Linked DNA regions of Homo sapiens: region 1 is linked to region 2. The links are chromatin loops, found by intact Hi-C in ENCODE. Cell type or tissue: MCF 10A. All regions are shown on one strand. Each heading gives the region's core, and the rest is flanking DNA. Links, peaks and the distances in the headings are about the cores only.

Evidence for each region. A loop is a pair of places that touch in the nucleus more often than their neighbours do. Peaks named below come from ENCODE experiments on the same cell type or tissue, not always from the same donor. Only the 100,000 strongest peaks of a DNase experiment are listed, where the experiment ranks them.
Region 1: a loop joins it to region 2, with 7 times the contacts of the local background. A loop is called at or near these places in 33 of 110 quality-filtered maps.

What each region holds. Positions count from the first base shown.
Region 1 is chr12:94,599,932-94,608,268 of GRCh38, reverse strand. All of the region lies in intron 1 of TMCC3 (transmembrane and coiled-coil domain family 3), which reads left to right. Among named protein-coding and RNA genes, the nearest start is that of MIR7844, 33 kb to the right of the region's middle. In MCF 10A, for the core only: a CTCF peak has its summit at 4,644 (motif pointing left); a DNase peak (open chromatin) is centred at 4,618.
Region 2 is chr12:94,750,054-94,758,390 of GRCh38, reverse strand. No RefSeq gene overlaps it. Among named protein-coding and RNA genes, the nearest start is that of MIR492, 80 kb to the left of the region's middle. In MCF 10A, for the core only: a CTCF peak has its summit at 3,575; a DNase peak (open chromatin) is centred at 4,810.

The DNA.
Region 1 (8,337 bases), core at 100-8,099, 150 kb after region 2:
ATAAATGATGTTACCCAAATCTGTTTGTCTTTTAATTCTTGTCTAATTACGCTTGTCACTTTACCTCTGTTTATATATAAAGTTTGATTCCTTTGAAGGATGTGTCCCTTAATAAACATACCCTTGCCTCTGATTAGATATTATTGAACTCTTTGAGTCAATCCTATAATATGAAGTATATATTCACTGATTGTTCACTACATGTTTATCCAGGAAGAAAAGCAATCAAGCAAAGTGTTTCTCTGACACAGAGATTGTGGTACTTATGGTATATTTACAATGGCCTTATTAAAACATCAGTCATAACATTGAAAGCAATGAATGACATCAGAGTCATTAAAGTATAGAAATCAAATAAATTTTAGTTCATCAAGTTCAGGGTGATATCCTGAGTTGAATGAGAGACTTCATAATGTTCTCAGTTCATGAACAGATGGTCCCCTAACATTTCGAAATGCTGATTAAGGTAGGTGGACTGAGTCAGATTAATCAAGGGTACCACATTGTAAATACTGTTATGTAGTTAGCAATCCTTGGCATCTAATTAAGTTCACCTTCTTTCAGGCTGGGCACGGTGGCTCATGCCTGTAATCCCAGCACTTTGGGAGGCTGAGGTGGGAAGATCACTTGAGGTCAGCAGTTCAAGACCAGCCTGGCCAACATGGTGAAACCCCATCTGTTGCGGGAAGTCAGGGACCCCGAATGGAGAGACCGCCTGGAACCATGGGCAGAACATAAATTGTGAAGATTTCATGGACATTTATAAGTTCCCAAAATTAATACTTTTATAATTTCTTATGCCTGTCTTTACTGCAATCTCTGAACATAAATTGTGAGGGTTTCATGGACATTTATCACTTCTGTAATAATACTCTTGTAATTTCTTATGCCTGTCTTTAATCTCTTAATCCCGTTATCTTCATAAGCTGAGAATGTATGTCACCTCAGGACCACTATTGTACAATAGATTGTAAAACGTGTGTTTGAACAATATGAAATCAGTGCACCTTGACAAAGAACAGAATAACAGTGATTTTCAGGGAATAAGGGAAGATAACCATAAGTTCTGACTGCCTGCGGGGTCAGGCAGAATAGAGCCATAGTTTTCTTCTTGCAGAGAGCCTATAAATGGATGTGCAAGTAAGAGGGTATCGCTGAATTATTTTCCCAGCAAGGAATACCGTGCGGAAGGAATGCATTCCTGGGGGGAGGTCTGTAAACGGCCACTCTGGGAGTGTCTGTCTTATGCAATTTAGATAAGGACTGAAATACACCTTGGTCTCCTGCAGTACCCTCAGGCTTACTAGGATTGGGAAATTCCAGCCTGGTAAATTTTGGTCAGACCAATTCTCTGCTCTCACCTGTTTCCTGTTAAGATGTTTATCAAGACAGTACGTGCACAGCAGGACATAGACCCTCATCAGTAATTCTAATTTTGCCTTTGTCTTGTGATCTTTATTGCCCTTTGAAGCATGTGATCTTTGTGACCTACGCCCTGTTCGTACACCCCCTCCCCTTTTAAAATCCCTAATAAAAACTTGCTGGTTTTGCAGCTCGGGGTCATCACGGTCCTACCAATATGTGATGTCACCCCCAGAGGCCCAGCTGTAAAATTCCTCTCTTTGTACTCTTTCTCTTTATTTCTCAGACCGGCTGACACTTAGGGAAAATAGAACCTACTTTGAAATATTGGGGCTGGTTCCCCCGATACCCATCTCTACTAAAAATACAAAAATTAGCCAGGCATGGTGGTGTACACCTGTAGTCCCACATACTCAGGAGGCTGAGACAGGAGAATCACTTGAACCTGGGAGGCAGAGGTTACAGTGAGCTGAGATCACCCCACTGCACTCCAGCCTGGGTGACAGAGCGAGATTGTCTCAAAAAAAAAAAAAAAAGAATAAGAAAAAAGTTCACCTCCTTTCCCAAGGCAAAAAGAAGCCCCATGGTTCTTAGGGAACTTGGCATGAGTAAAGCCTCTTGGGCATTTTACCCTTTGAGCATAAAATTCATGTTTCCAAATGATACTTCTGCACACAGGCAGTAGTTCCATAATAGGCTAAGAGCAGGTGTCCCTGAGTGAGAGTTCTCACAGTCTTGTTGCATTGTTAAAGGCTCTAGGTCAGGTACAGACCCATGGTTTGGTTGATTGCAATTCCCAGTAAAGAGAAAAAAAGCGTCTAGCATTGACGCTTTCAAGACTGCCTTCTATCCACCCCCCTACACACATACTTGTTTTTTTGTTTGTTTGTTTGTTTTCTGTTACTAATCTCATTTGGATTTTTTTTTTCCACATATAATTTTAGTCATAGTTAGTACCTGGTTTGACGGAGTAGATTGGTGTAACCGTGGTACTTTCCTGCATTCAGGAGAATCTGGGATGTCTTCCGTAAGTATGGCTTAGAGTGAGGGGAATGTGATTTGCCGTGTACATTGAGGGATTTCTCTTTTCAGTCCATAAATAAAAGACAGAAGGCATTGCACTCTTCAGGAAAGTCATCTTTAAGTCCTGCCATTTTGTTCATCGTAGGTGAAAACTTTGCTCTTCTTTATCTAGCCCCCGATGGAAAGTACCAAGGCTGTGATAATAATTGGAGTTTGAATAGTATTGAGCCTGTAGAAGAGAGATGAGTGGAGATGGAATAAATTATGAATTGTGTATTTATGAGGCAAAATGCCTGATTTTCCATATGTGATGGACAGTGTTCTTTTAGGTAAGAACTCAGCTATCCTTAGCTTCAAATGATGCTTAAAAAAAGGAAAAGTCCAAATTACATGATCCCAGCATCCCAGATAGACGCTTACTTAATGTTGGTATGCAACAAGTGTATACGCATGTCATGACCAATTACACAGATTCATGAATGAACCATTCTTATGTGACCTGAACTAAATCCAAAATCCCTCTGTGTAGTATAGTCACAGTGCTGTATTTTTAAAAAATTAATAAGAACCTAAACAGTATCTGTATTTAAGATAAGCCTCCTTTTCTTTTTGATATTCCAAATTCTCTATGTCTCCGTATTTTATTTTCATGATTATAAAAACACCACCTGCTTTAAAATTCCTGGCTTCCCCTTGTCTGCATGGTCAGGTGTCTAGCCTAGCATGGTTTGCAGAGCCTGTTGCAGGTTGTCGGTGTTCTTCTGAGCCTTGTGCCGCCTCCCTTTAGGAATGCTTGCCATGCACCTCTTTTTCACCCCAGCCCTCAATCATGCCTTGATTTAGAATGACCCATTTAGCCATTCTCAATTTTAGACACTCCAACTTTTAGTTTCCTAAATACATATTCTAGTTTTTCCTTCTGCAGATACAATGTGCTCCTTGCTAGGCTCTCAGCAGATTTTTGAGCTGCCTCTAAGTCAATTATCACCTTCTCAGAAGCTTCTCATTGAAGCCCCCTGCTTATTTCCTCCCCTTGGTTCCTATAGTACTTATTACTTCTTTTTTTTTTTTTTTTTTTTTGAGATGAAGTCTCACTCTGTCACTTAGGCTGAAGTGCAATGGCACAATCATGGCCCACTGCAGACTTGACCTCTTAGGCTCAAGAAATCCTCCCACCTCAGCCTCTCAAGTAGCTGGGACCACAGACACTACCACACGCAGCATTTTTTTTTTTTTTTTTTGGTAGAGATGGGGTCTCACTATTGTGCCCTAGCTGGTCTCAAACTGCTGGGTTCAAGTAATCCTCCTGCCTCGGTCCCCAGAGTGCTGGGATTACAGGAGTGAGCCACTGTGCCTGGCCTTGTTACATTTTTTAATTCTGTACGCCTCCCTGCCCCAAGAGTGACCTCTTAGGGCAGAGCTTATCATATTTCTCTGACTCCAGTTCTTTCAGCACAGGACTTAGTTCACAAAAGATGCCCAGAAAAACATTTTCAAGTAGCAATTCTGTATTTTAGGGGGCTTGGTTTGCAACCTAAATTAATCAGTTCCATTAGCTATCATAAAAACAATTTGGTCTAAGTAAGCAAGCCCTAATTGTACTTTGTGTGCTTTTAGTTAAATTCAGCCTCATTGAGAAACATTGGCTTTCTAAATGACTATTATGTAATAAAACAAGGCATTAGCAATCTGGATCAACATGGTATTAGGATTTTGCTGCATTTTGCAGAATTCTAAATTGCATATTTTTATGTCTAAATCTGATGTATTCAGTTAAACCACAGATATTAATGCCTTGCTAGTAGTACACGTGTGGATTTCTGCTCTTTTTCATTGGCTCTTTAGTATTCTAAAAACAAATATTTATGAGACAGTGTCATGAAAGTTTGGGAAACTTTAAAAATGTTAAAGAGCTGACAAAATGCATTACAGGTTGACATGCTAATGAAATTTAAGTGGTTTTTTTTCTTGCTAGAATTGAGCAATACTGTATGTTAACATTTATTCATTGTGCATTTGTAATGTTACAGGTACTATAAAGATAATAGTTTTGACAGCTCCTGCATTTTTGTTATCTAAGTTTTTTTGCATCTTATTACTTTTTTGAGGTTTCACTTACAGTAAAGTGTATACATCTTAAATGTACAGTTGGATAATTTTTACCTATGTGTATGTCCTGAGTGACTGCCACCTGGATCAATGTTGTTAGCACCCCAGTGCTCCCTGGTGCCACCTACTGGTGAATCATTCTCCGTACCCCTACTTCCCCGCAAAGGGTAACCACTCTTCTCACCTCCGCAGCACGCTAATCATACACCATCACATTTTTGTGTGTGGCTTCTTTCATTAAGTATTACACACGTGAGATTTGTCTGGGTTGTGTGTTGAACAATTTTTCATTCCTTTTGTTGCATATGGTTTTTAACGACTTGTTGCTTATTAAATTTTATTTTGGTAAATAAGATTCATTATAAAGGGATGGCTCATGCCCATAATACCAGCATTTTGGGAGACCAAGGCAGGCAGATCACATGAGGCCAGGAGTTCAAGACCACCCTGGCCAAGATGGCAAAACCCCGTCTGTACTAAAATACAAGATGGCAAAACCCCATCTCTACTAAAAATAAAAAAATTAGCCAGGCGTGGTGGTGCACGTCTGTAATCCCAGGTACTCGGGAAGCTGAGGCATGAGAATTGTTTGAGCCTGGGAGGCAGAGGTTGCGGTGAACCGAGATTGCGCCACTGCACTCCAGCCTGGGTGACAGAGCAAGACTCTGTCTCAAAAAAATAAAAAATAAGATTCATTATAAAGAGTAATACTCAGTTTGTGTCAGTTGGTCTGTGCTAATAATTTTATGAACAAGGCTATTGGCATTTTGCGTGCAGGATGCCAGCCTTACAGACCTAATAGTAACAGAACTGCTGCATATGAGAGCTGCAAGGCCCTTAGAGTTTGCAGAGTTCAGCCACCTTGCTTCTTTACGAGGACCTAAGGTTAATTGGATCCCAGGTCCCCCGAGTGATCTAGTTCAGTTGTCTTCTTGAGGTCACTGTTGCTGTGTCACAATTCAAACTTGATTATGTGGATGTCCATAGTCAACAGGAAAACAATCTTGGAAATTTAGAAATCCACCTGGGCATGATGGTGCACTCCTGTAGCCTCGGTTACTTGGGATGCTGAGGAAGATCACTGGAGCCCCGGAGTTGGAAGCCAGCCTGGGCAACAGAGCAAGACCTTGTCTCTAAAAGAAATTAAAAGAAAGAAGAAAATCTAGAAATCTCTAATTAGCAAGACTTGGAGTTTCAGTTATCTACAAGTTTCATTCACTCATCTAGAATACTTCCCTTAGTGTCAATTAAATGAGATGTTACTGACCGTTCATGGAACTTCGTCTTTTATTAAAACCTATTCTTAAAGGAAAAGGAAGGGGAAAATGTAACCAGTGCACATGTTTGCTATGGTACTTTCAGCTTTAGCGCACTGTCTTAAACTTTTGATGTTCCTAGATTTAGTTATTTTAAAGCCCTGTGAAAACCACAAGGATTGTTCTCAGTATGCGAGGTCTTAGGGTAAGTTCTGAGTCTGTGATCTCTGCAACTAAAAAACCAATCCCTAATCTTATACCTTTCTGCTAAGGTCGTAATGATTCACAGAAGTTTTGTAGAAAGGATTTTGAAGGAGAGATTAGTAGACTCAGCAATGGAACATTAAATCCTTTATAGGCCAGGAAGTAACCACAGAACGTTCTTCAGAATGTTAGAGCCTTCCTTAAGTATGATTAACAAACACAGGGACAAGTGGCTTGTCTTTTTTCTAATTATAACACACTGTTTTTCAAACAGGATTATGGTCATGAAATAAATTTGATGAGTAACAACTATCACTTTATATTCTTATATGGAAAAGCAGAAGGAACATCACAGCAAATACTCATCTACCTTACCCAGATTCAACAATTTAAAATGTTCTTATTTTCTTTGTTTGTGTTTGTAACCTGTTAAAAGTAAGTGATATACAGACACCAGGTCCCTTTCTTTTTTCTTCTCTTTTTTTTTTTTTTTTTTTTTTTTTTTTGAGACCAGGTCTCACTCTGTCACCCAGGCTGGAGTGCAGTGGCATAATCTTGGTTCACTGCAACCTCTGCCTCCCGGGTTCAAGCAATTCTCCTGTCTCAACCTCCCCAATTAGCTGGCATTACAGGTGTGCACCACCATGCTCAGCCAATTTTTTAGTAGAGATAGGGTTGGCCAGGCTGGTCTCAAACTCCTGACCTCATGTGATCCACCCACCTCGCCCCCCCACAATGTTGGGATTACAGGAATGAGTCACTGCGCCCAGCCTTCTTTTTTGTTTTTTGAGACACAGCCTCACTCTGTTGCCCAGGCTGGAGTGTAGTGAGTGTAATGGCATGATCTCGGGTCACTGCAATCTCCGCCTCCCAGGTTCAAGTGATTCTCATGCCTCAGCAATCCCCTGAGTAGCTGGGATTACAGGCATCTACCATCATGCCCAGCTAATTTTTGTATTTTTGGTAGAGATGGGCTTTCACCATGTTGGCCAGCCTGGTCTCGAAAGCCTGGCCTCAAGTGATCTGCCCGCCTCAGCCTCCCAAAGTGTTGGGATTACAGTCATGAGCCACCGCGCCCGGCCAGGGCACTTTGTTTCTAATATGTATCTGCAAACAAGGACTTTTTCTACATAATAAAATTAACAAAGGTAATTATAATTTCTAATATCCAGTTGTCCAGAAAATTAGGTAGCTGTAAATACAGTTACATTGTGTGTAGTAAAGATAAGTAGTATTTTACAAAACTTTTGTTTTAATTAGGTGTGTGCATGTATATGTGCACATACATAAGTATGTATATATTGGTAAACATGTATTTCTTTCTTGGATGTCTCATTCAGAATTTGTAATATACTGGGTTATGACATAGAGAAATTGGGTTCGTATATAGGTATTTGCTGCTCAGTGATACTGCGCGTTCTGTGCTGAGTGTTGTATGGTACCTGAGAAAGTGAATGCTTTCAGTAACTAGTAAAAAACCCAGCAAAGATGATAAAACAAAGAGGAACCCACCTAACAGTATATATAAGAGCCAAAATGGATCAGGAAGGAGAAGAAGTCCTTTGGAAAGGCCTCATGGAAGAGATCTTGAAGGAATGGTAGGATTTGGATATGACAGAGGCCTTGAGATGCTGTGTCCGGAAGGGAATGGTGTAAGTGTTGAGGTGAAACAGAAAGTCCAGAAATATGTTCATGTACCACAGTGCTGAGATCCACTTGGTGGATGGTGAAGGAAGGAGGAAGACATTGGAAGTTGAATAGGAAAAATTACTCAGGGCTTAAGTACCAGCAAGGGGAGGAATCCAATCTCTTTATTAAAGGAAGAATCGTTGAACATCTTAAGCAGTGTTTTAGTGTGATGGAAGTGGGAGTTTAGAAGATCAGTGTAATGACTTCCTATAGACTAGATGGAAGGAATAGAACACTGAAAACAAGGAAACCCAGTTAAACTGTTGCCCTTGCTATAGGTGAGATAGGAAATGAGGATGTGGATTAAGATAGATGGCCCTGAGGATAGCAAGGAAGGGTCAATCTGGAGAGAAACCACCAAGCCAAAAAAAAAAAAAAAAAAAAACCAGAATTTGGTGACAGTTTTAAAGAAGAGATGAAGGAGAGAGAACATCAATAAAATAATTATGCTGTTTACCCCTAAGGTCATGGAATTAAGTATAACCCAGTCCCCAAACCCCCAACATAATATCTGTAAAAACAAGCTTCCAAGCATAATTCATATTCATTCATTTTCTCTCTCTCCCTCTCTCTCTCTTCCCCCACCACCACTCCTTTTTTTAGAGATGGGGTCTTGCTGTGTTACCCAGGCTGGCCTCCAACTCTTGGGCTCAAACGATCCTCCTGGCTCAGCTTCCTGCGTAGCTGGGGCTAC
Region 2 (8,337 bases), core at 96-8,095:
TTGTAATGGAACAATTTCTGAGTAAATGGATACTTTAATGATTTAATCTAGCTTATTTTTCAATAAAATATTCATTGTATTCCCTGGTGTTCTGCTCAGGAAAAAAAAAAAAGTTCTCTCTTGCTCTGACTTTCTCTCTGGCCAAACTAAGAAATGTAGAGCAGATATTTAGTGAAAACTTGGTTTTTCGCAGATGCTCTCCTTTAAAAGAATGCCCTTCTCCTCAGATGAGTCCTGTGGAATGAGACACCTGCTTCCCACCCTTGAGAATTCCTGAAGCCCCTTTCTCTGCAGTGTCCCGTATCTTTGAACACCATCCTTCAGTTCTTGTACTTTTACTGTTTGCTCACACTGCCCCACAGCTCTTACTCCCTTCACTTCAAGTTGAAACACCTTCTCTCCTAGTTGAAACACCCCACATTTGTTTCTTCTTCAAAGTCTTCCTTCAGTCCTGTCTCCTGAACTCATGTGGCTCTTGTATTCCAGCGGTGCTAAGCTGTTTTGAGCAGATGCCTTCTCTAAAACCTCAGTCGTTTTGTACCCATAACTTTCCAATTAGTATACTTTTTTTTTTAAAAAAAGGTTATTATTATTATTATTTGAGATGGAGTCTTGCCCTGTCGCCCAGGCTGGAGTGCAGTGGCGTGATCTCAGCTCACTGCAACCTCCGCCTCCTGCGTTCAAATGATTCTCCTGCCTCAGTCTCCCAAGTACCTGGGATTACAGGCGCCCGCCACCACGCCCGGCTAATTTTTTTGTATTTTTAGTAGAGACGGGGTTTCACCATGTTGGCCAGGCTGGTCTCGAACTCCTGACCTTGTGATCCACCCACCTCGGTCTCCCAAAGTGCTGGGATTACAGGCATGAGCCACCGCGCCCAGCCAAAAAATATTATTTTTTAAATATAAAAGGAAGATATCCTCATTGTAAAAAATGTGAATACAGAGTAAATAAGAAAATGAAATTGCTTCTCCCCACCCCTACCCCACCAGGTCTGATATGCCTTAAGTGTTAATGGTTTGTTGTTTATCTTCTCAGGCTTTTTCTGTTTATATGCAAACGTTTTTATGTGTAAAAAATATGTAAAATTATTTCTACAAAAACAAGGATACATTATTCTGTAACTTACCTTTTAAAACTTAATATGCTATATATAAATTTTATTTTTTTCATGACTCTATTGTTCTAGCATATGGCTACACCATAGCTTATTTAAACAATGTCCTATTGATGCACATTTAAGTTATTTCCAGTGTTTTATTATTACATTGACGTGATAAACATCTTTTTTACAGAGATCTTTTGATATGTTTTCTGGCATTCCTGTCAGCTGAAATACCAGAAGAGGAACATCTGGTTCAAGGAGTATGCACATTTTAAATACTAATAAATATTGCTGGATTGCCCTCTAGAGAAACTGTACTTACACACTCCTACCGGCAAATCATTCAGTCTCAAGGTCTCAGCTTGAGTGTCACCTTCTTAAGGAAACCTGCCTTGTCATCTTTACCCCCAGGCAGTATGGAATGCCCTTCCTTTCTTCTAAAGGAAGAATACTCCCCCCAAAACACTCTGATGTCCTTGAATTTTGGTACTCATCCCACTATTTGAATATTTGTTATATAATCTGTTTCCACCACTGGACTTTGAGTTCTTTGTTTCTCCTTTTACATTTTTTTGTTCCTAGTTTTAAAAGTAACACGTGTTCACTGTATATAATTCCAGCGTCGTGGAACTATCTTACATTAGGGAAGTGTCTATTTTGGATAGTCACCCTGTATCATCCTGTGCACCCCTCTCTCATTACCACTTCCAGCATGGACCATAAAAAACACATACATACTCGCCCACAGGCCTGGGTTCCTGGAGAGAAGGGCTCATGTCTTTTTGATTTTCTATTTTTATTTTATTTCTTAAGAGACAGGGTCTCACTGTAACCCAGGCTGGAGTGCAATGGTGCAGTCACGGTTCACTGCAGCCTCCAACTTTGGGGCTCCAGTGATCCTCCTGTCTCAGCCTCCTGTGCAGCCAGGACTACAGGTATGCACCACTATGCATTTAAAAATTAAGCTAAATTAAAAATAATTTTTTTGTAGAGATGGGATCTTGCTCTGTTGCCCAGGCTGGTCTCAAATTCCTGGGCGCAAGCCATCCTTCCACCTTGGCCTCCCAAAGTGGGATTACAGGTGTGAGCCACTGTGCTCGGCCTATGTCTTTTTATTTTTGTGTTCTAGCACTTAATATGGTAGCTGGTACATTGGACATGCTCAGTAAATGTCACCTCAATGAATGGGAAATAAGCCTCTCCTTAGAAAACATGGTAAGTTACATAAGCACCTGTAATAGGTACTCACATGATTTATGGATTATTTTTGCTTAGCTTTCTTTAAAAAGAGGTGGCTTTGCACAGTCTCCTACACTGCCCTCAACAGAAACTCTAAAGCTGATGAAATTCACCCTCTTCTAAATGATTTCGTTCCATAGCCATTAGGAACTATTTAGTTCCTCTAACAAAGCAAATGCAGGAGCCTGGAAAGCAGTTATTAGCTGAGGTAGATTGGTTTACCGATGTGATTTGTTGCTATGTGTGTTTATTATCCACTGTTTCTGTGCTCATGAAGTCAATATCCCCTGCATTTGCTGAGCCAGGCAATCTGGTGAAATAAGAAGTGAAGCCAGGCACTGTTCAACTCCCGAATCTAGCAACAGCCATAATAATAGCTACCATATATTGAGTGCCTACCATGTATTAGGTATGTTTTACATGCCATTTAATCCTCGTAAAAACCCTATGAAGAAAATATTGTTTTTCTCTAGGTTGCAGATGATATTCAGCCACAGTGAAGTAAACTTTCCAAGGTTACACAGCTATTAAGTGGTAGTGTCTGGCTTTGAATCCAGGTCTTTTTGGCTAAAAGCCATCTGTACTCCCTTTTATTTTATTTTTAAAATTTTGTATTTCCATAGGTTATTGGGGAACAGGTGGTTTTTTAGTGGTGATTAATGAGATGCTGGTGCACCCATCACCCAAGCAGTATATACTGCACCCCATTTGTAGTCTTTTATCCCTCACCCCCTTCCCACCCTTTCCTCCTGAGTCCACAAAGTCCATTTTGTCTTTATTATGCCTTTGCATCCTCATAGCTTAGCTCCCACTTATGAGTGAGAACATCCAATATTTGGTTTTCCATTCCTGAATTATTTCACTTAGAATCATAGTTTCCAGTCCCATCCAGGTTGCTGGAAATGCCATTAATTCATTCTTTTTTATGGCTGAGTAGTATTCCATTGTGTACTCCCTTTTAAATCTTCCTTTCTTATCCTTTAACCTGCCAAATGGGCCTTCTATTATGGAACAGGAAAAGTGGATCATTTGATGGGAAATCTGGAGTCCTTTCTCTTGTTCATCAAGAAAACACTATTCAGATCTCCAAGAAAACACATCATCTTCATTTAACTTTGTTTTATTCTCCCCCTCTAAAATCATAGATCTCTAGAAATGAAAGAGATCAAGTTTACCAGTTCATATTCTCCTGGAGGGGGAGCAGGAGAGCCAATGACAGTATTACCTATTAAATATTTTCATTTTCATCCCAGTAGAGAGTCTCCCAGATTTCACTGCATGAATGAAAAATCTGGAGTTGCTTTGGATTTATATGGGTGCAAAGCTAGAGTCTAATAGAACTAAACACAATATGTAAATTATAATTTAGAATTAGAAACAGAAGGGTAGTCTGGTTCATGGACCCCATGAGGACACCTATATCATCGATTGCCCCAAAGCCATCCTCCGACCTGGAGGCTAAAGAGATCTGGTAGGTTCCTTTTTTTATTACATTCATTCTGTTCCAGGTGGTCAAACATTTCTTTTGTTTTTACTGACCTGTAGAAAAGGAGATGTGTGTCCACAATTTTGCCTACCCCAAGTTTTGGAGGAAATTCTTTGCTTATTACACCTTATCTAACGCCTCCAGTGGGACTTGGGGTTAGCACTTTGCAATGAGACATGTTAATGTGTCTTCAGTAAGACATATTCATATTAGATGGGGATAAGTAAAGATTATGATAACTTCATGTCATTTCAGGTCAGATTTTGCTTCCAAATGATTTGCACACACTTAGGAAAAAAATTTCTGTTTTCAGAACGTTTTGGATTTCAGAATTGCAGATAAAGGATTGTGGACCCATAATTTTCTCCTGTTTTGCACTGGCGGTAGTTTAACTTGTGGACCATCAAAAAAATATGTTTGAGAGAGGACCCTTATCACCTCTTTTGTTTAAAAAGCAAAATAAACTTTGTTTCCACCAAAATGCCTGCCTCCCCGACATTTAGGGGCTGCTGTGGCACCATTCCTGTGTGTGTCCCCTTGGTAGCTTAGTTCCAAGCTTGACAGTTCTCAGGGGTGGGGAGTTCTCTCTGCTCTCCCTTACCCTCACCCCAACCAGTCTCTTCAGCTGCATCCCGTTTCTCCTCTTCTAAGGGATCTGGAGAGTTGCTGGCTTCCATCATCTTCCGTGTGAGGACCGTCACAGCTTGCACTGCTCAGCAGGCAGCTTTTCTGGACACCACACTCTCCCCAAGCCTTTGTTTCTTGATTTTGGGAGCATTCGCCATGGAAACCATTTTGGCTCATCTTATCCCATTCCCAGGTGGTCTCCAAGGCTTTGCCCACACAGTGCCACAATGAAAAATGCAGCCTGGCTCACCGGTTTGCTTTTCACGTTTTCATTGCTTATTTGGCTCATGGCACAATCCCACGGAATCCTCTGCAGAGGGTGGTGTTGCGCCATTCCCTCTGACCCAAGTGTTGGCTCTCACTCTGCTCAGTGTGAGACACACCTTTCACACCCACAGTGATGCCTCACTGCATCCAAAGCCATTCTGAGATTAGCACAGTCTCAGGCCAGATGGTTTGATCAATTCCAATTCCTGCTCCCACGTTGGCTCCTTTAGGCCTCGTATGTTCCATTTAGCTGTTGTTTCTCCGGTATATGAAGTACATCAAGCAGTGAGTATCTTCAGCAACTGCCTATACCAGTAAGTATCTGGCTGTCGGTGGTGGTGGCTGTAGTTTGGCAGTACTACCAGCTTCTCCCAGCACCTGGCTTATCAGAATACAGGATTCATGCCATGTGGCTCTTACTTGGGCCAAGAGTCTTCAGTCAGCCCAGTGACTTAAGTTGCCAAGGAAACTGTGTCTAGTGAGACCTCAAGATTTACAACTCATTCCTAGGCTACAAGGTTTTCTCCAGAATTTTTGCTGACACAGTTTATTCCCATAACCTCCCAGCCCTGTGGGGTGTATAAATCTTTGAGCTTCTCTGGAGAATTCACTTTACTGCATGCAAGGCCTAGAATAGGGATCAAAAGAAGTTTGGCTTCAGGGGCCTCATGAACTTGGAAATTGTATGCACTATTTTGTGTGGATGTATGTATGGGCATTTTTTTTATGGGAAGAGGCTTGCACTGGGTGCTCAGCAGCATATTCTGAAACAGTGTAGACTTGGGAAATCTATTTAGTCTTCTGAGCCTCTGGAAAGTGAGGATAATACTAGATTCTGTCCCATTCATTTGTAATGAGGATAAAATGAGAAGTGCATATAAACTGTCTAGTACAGTGTCCATAAATATTCATAAATGTTAGCTATCATTTGACTGTGAGCCTCAAAGGGTTAAGATGATGTGACTGCCTTTCGTTCCTTAGGATTAGGTGGCAGATATAGAATTTGAAATCATTTTCTTTATGCTGCACAGAAAATCTTCACAGTACTGCCTGGTGTGATCTCCTTAGCATCCTTTTTGGTGGGTGGGAAAGAGTGCATGACTATCCTCTTTTACAGGTGAGGAAACTGAGGCTCACCATGATCACCTAGCTAATAAGGCTCCAAAAAAATAGGTCCTGCTCACAATCTGGTGGGACAAACAGATCCTAAGACAAGCAATTACAGACCACGATGAGCACCATCACCCTTGAAGTACAGGATGTTAAAGCATCTACGAAGGTCAGGGCAGGCTTCCTGGGGTGACAATCCGATCCCTGAAATGTGGGTAGGAATAGGTTAGGCAAACGAATGGACTTTGAGAGAGTGTTGCATGTAGAAGGAACAGCATGTGCTGATGCCTCGAGGGAGGGAGCGCTCATGGTTCGGGTGCCTCGCAGCAAGAGGGAGTGGGAGATGAGGCCAGGGGAAAGTTTCTTTTAACCCCTAAAAAAAAGGAGATGAATGTGCAAAGAAAAAGGAAAGGAAGGCCGGGTGCGGTGGCTCATGCCTGTAATCCCAGCACTTTGGGAGGCTGAGGTGGATGGATCACATGAGGTCAGGAGTTCGAGACCAGCCTGGTCAACATGGTGAAACTCCGTCTCTACTAAAAATACAAAAATTAGCCAGGCTTGGTGGCAGGTACCTGTAATCCCAGCTACTAGGGAGGCTGAGGCAGGAGAATCGCTTGAACCTGGGAGGTAGAGGTTGTGGTGAGCCAAGATCGTACCACTGCACTCCAGCCTGGGCGACAGAGCAAGACTGTCTTAAAAAAAAAAAAAAAAAAGGAAAGGAAAGGAATAGTGCAGACAAGTAACTTAAGCTAGGCTGTGTTGGCACACCTGCAAACATGCAGCCATTTAAAATAATTCTGAGGAAGACTAACAACACAGGTCGTGTTTGCTGTGTTAAGTGAGGAAGAGTGTTTATAAAACTGCCCGTGTATCAAGATTGCAGCTGCATAAAAACTAATCCTCAAATGACAGAGACTTACACGGAAGAAGGAAAGTAACTCTTCTGTTAAGGTGATAGATTTTAAAATGTATTTTAATGTCTTATTTTGTAAGTTTTGTTTTAGTTGCTCATTGTTTACAGTGCGTTGCCTGGGAGATCAGGATCCAGAGTTCTGCTGATCCCCCAGCCTCTTCAATTCCGATTCACTCATTTGATTCATTAATTCCTTAGTTCATTTCAGGCTTGCCCTGTTCCAGGCACCATGCTTGAGCCAGCAGGGATCAGTTGTGTCTGCGTGTCCATTACTGACTGGGTCATCTTTCAGAGAGCCCAGCCGCTCTGACTCTCCCAAGACCCATCCCTCCATGGCTACATAAAAACACTTGCTCCCTCACTTGTTCTCAGAGACACCTCTAATTAATACTTTCATTTTGTTCACGTGAGAAGAAGGAAAAGGCAGTACCAGTTGGTGAACATGGCACCTTCCGGGATCTAGAAGGCAGTAAGCAGGGAAATTAAGTAACTGGAGAAGAGACAACCAAAACAACTGGGTGTCAGGCAGACATGTCCGTTTGACCTGGTTTATTACTGCTTAGCGTCTAGTGCTTTTGCAGAATTGCCTGGCATCTTCTAAGCTTTCCACAGGGATCAAAGGCTTTGTTTGCTCCGAATGTTTTCTTAAGCAGTTAGTTGGAAATCTACCTTTTTGTGCATGTCAACGAGAAGAAAGCAGCAAGCTGCCATTAGATTGAGCATCAGCAAGAAACCTTGACCCCTTGGTGCTCTTAGCATGTGTACTGTGCAATTCCAGGGCTCTGAAGGCAGTCTCAGCACACAGGAACAGTTAAACATTTTGTTAATGTGTCTGATTTTTGCTTTAAAATGCTCCAGTACACATACACAGTGTAAGAGAAGAGATGAAATAAGAAGGGTGATGGATACATTAGTTCATTGTACCATTCCCTTTACCTTGTTTGTTTGAAAATCTTCATAAGAAAAAATTAAAATATTTGAAATACTGATAAGAGCAAAATACCAGAAATAAGTGTGAAGAGCCCCATGTGACAGTAACCCCTCTCATCCCTTTGGAGATGGCCAGCCCTAGATGCTGGGCCCTCCCTCCCCTGGACCCTCCACTTCAGTGGAGTGGGAGTTGATGAGTCAGGGAAGGAGAAGTGGCAGCTGCCTAGGGACACTGGACTCTCTACTGCTCTCTGAAGTGTGGTTTCAGGAGCTGCAGACTTCCCAAGGCCCCGGAGCAGTTAGTTCATCCTTTGCTTTCCATGATCATCTCTGAGTGTGTGTCTGGTTAGAGGTTAGGAAATTGTCAGTCTGTGCATTCAGTACGGACCGAGCACTGTTCTAGATGCTGAGGATACAGAGTGAGGTTTCTGCTCAGGTTGAGGGTACATTCTGCTGGGGGAACTTGACAATCAACATGGATGCTTGTCATTGAGCAAGACCATTTCAGTGCTATGAAGAAAATCACATAGGATGATACGAAGGTCAGGGAAGACGTGAGAGCCACTTTAGGTCAGGTGATTGGAGGAAACTCCTCTGAAGAGGCACTATTTGGGGTGACTCACAAAGGATGAGAAAGACGTAGCTGCTGTGCCTAAGGGG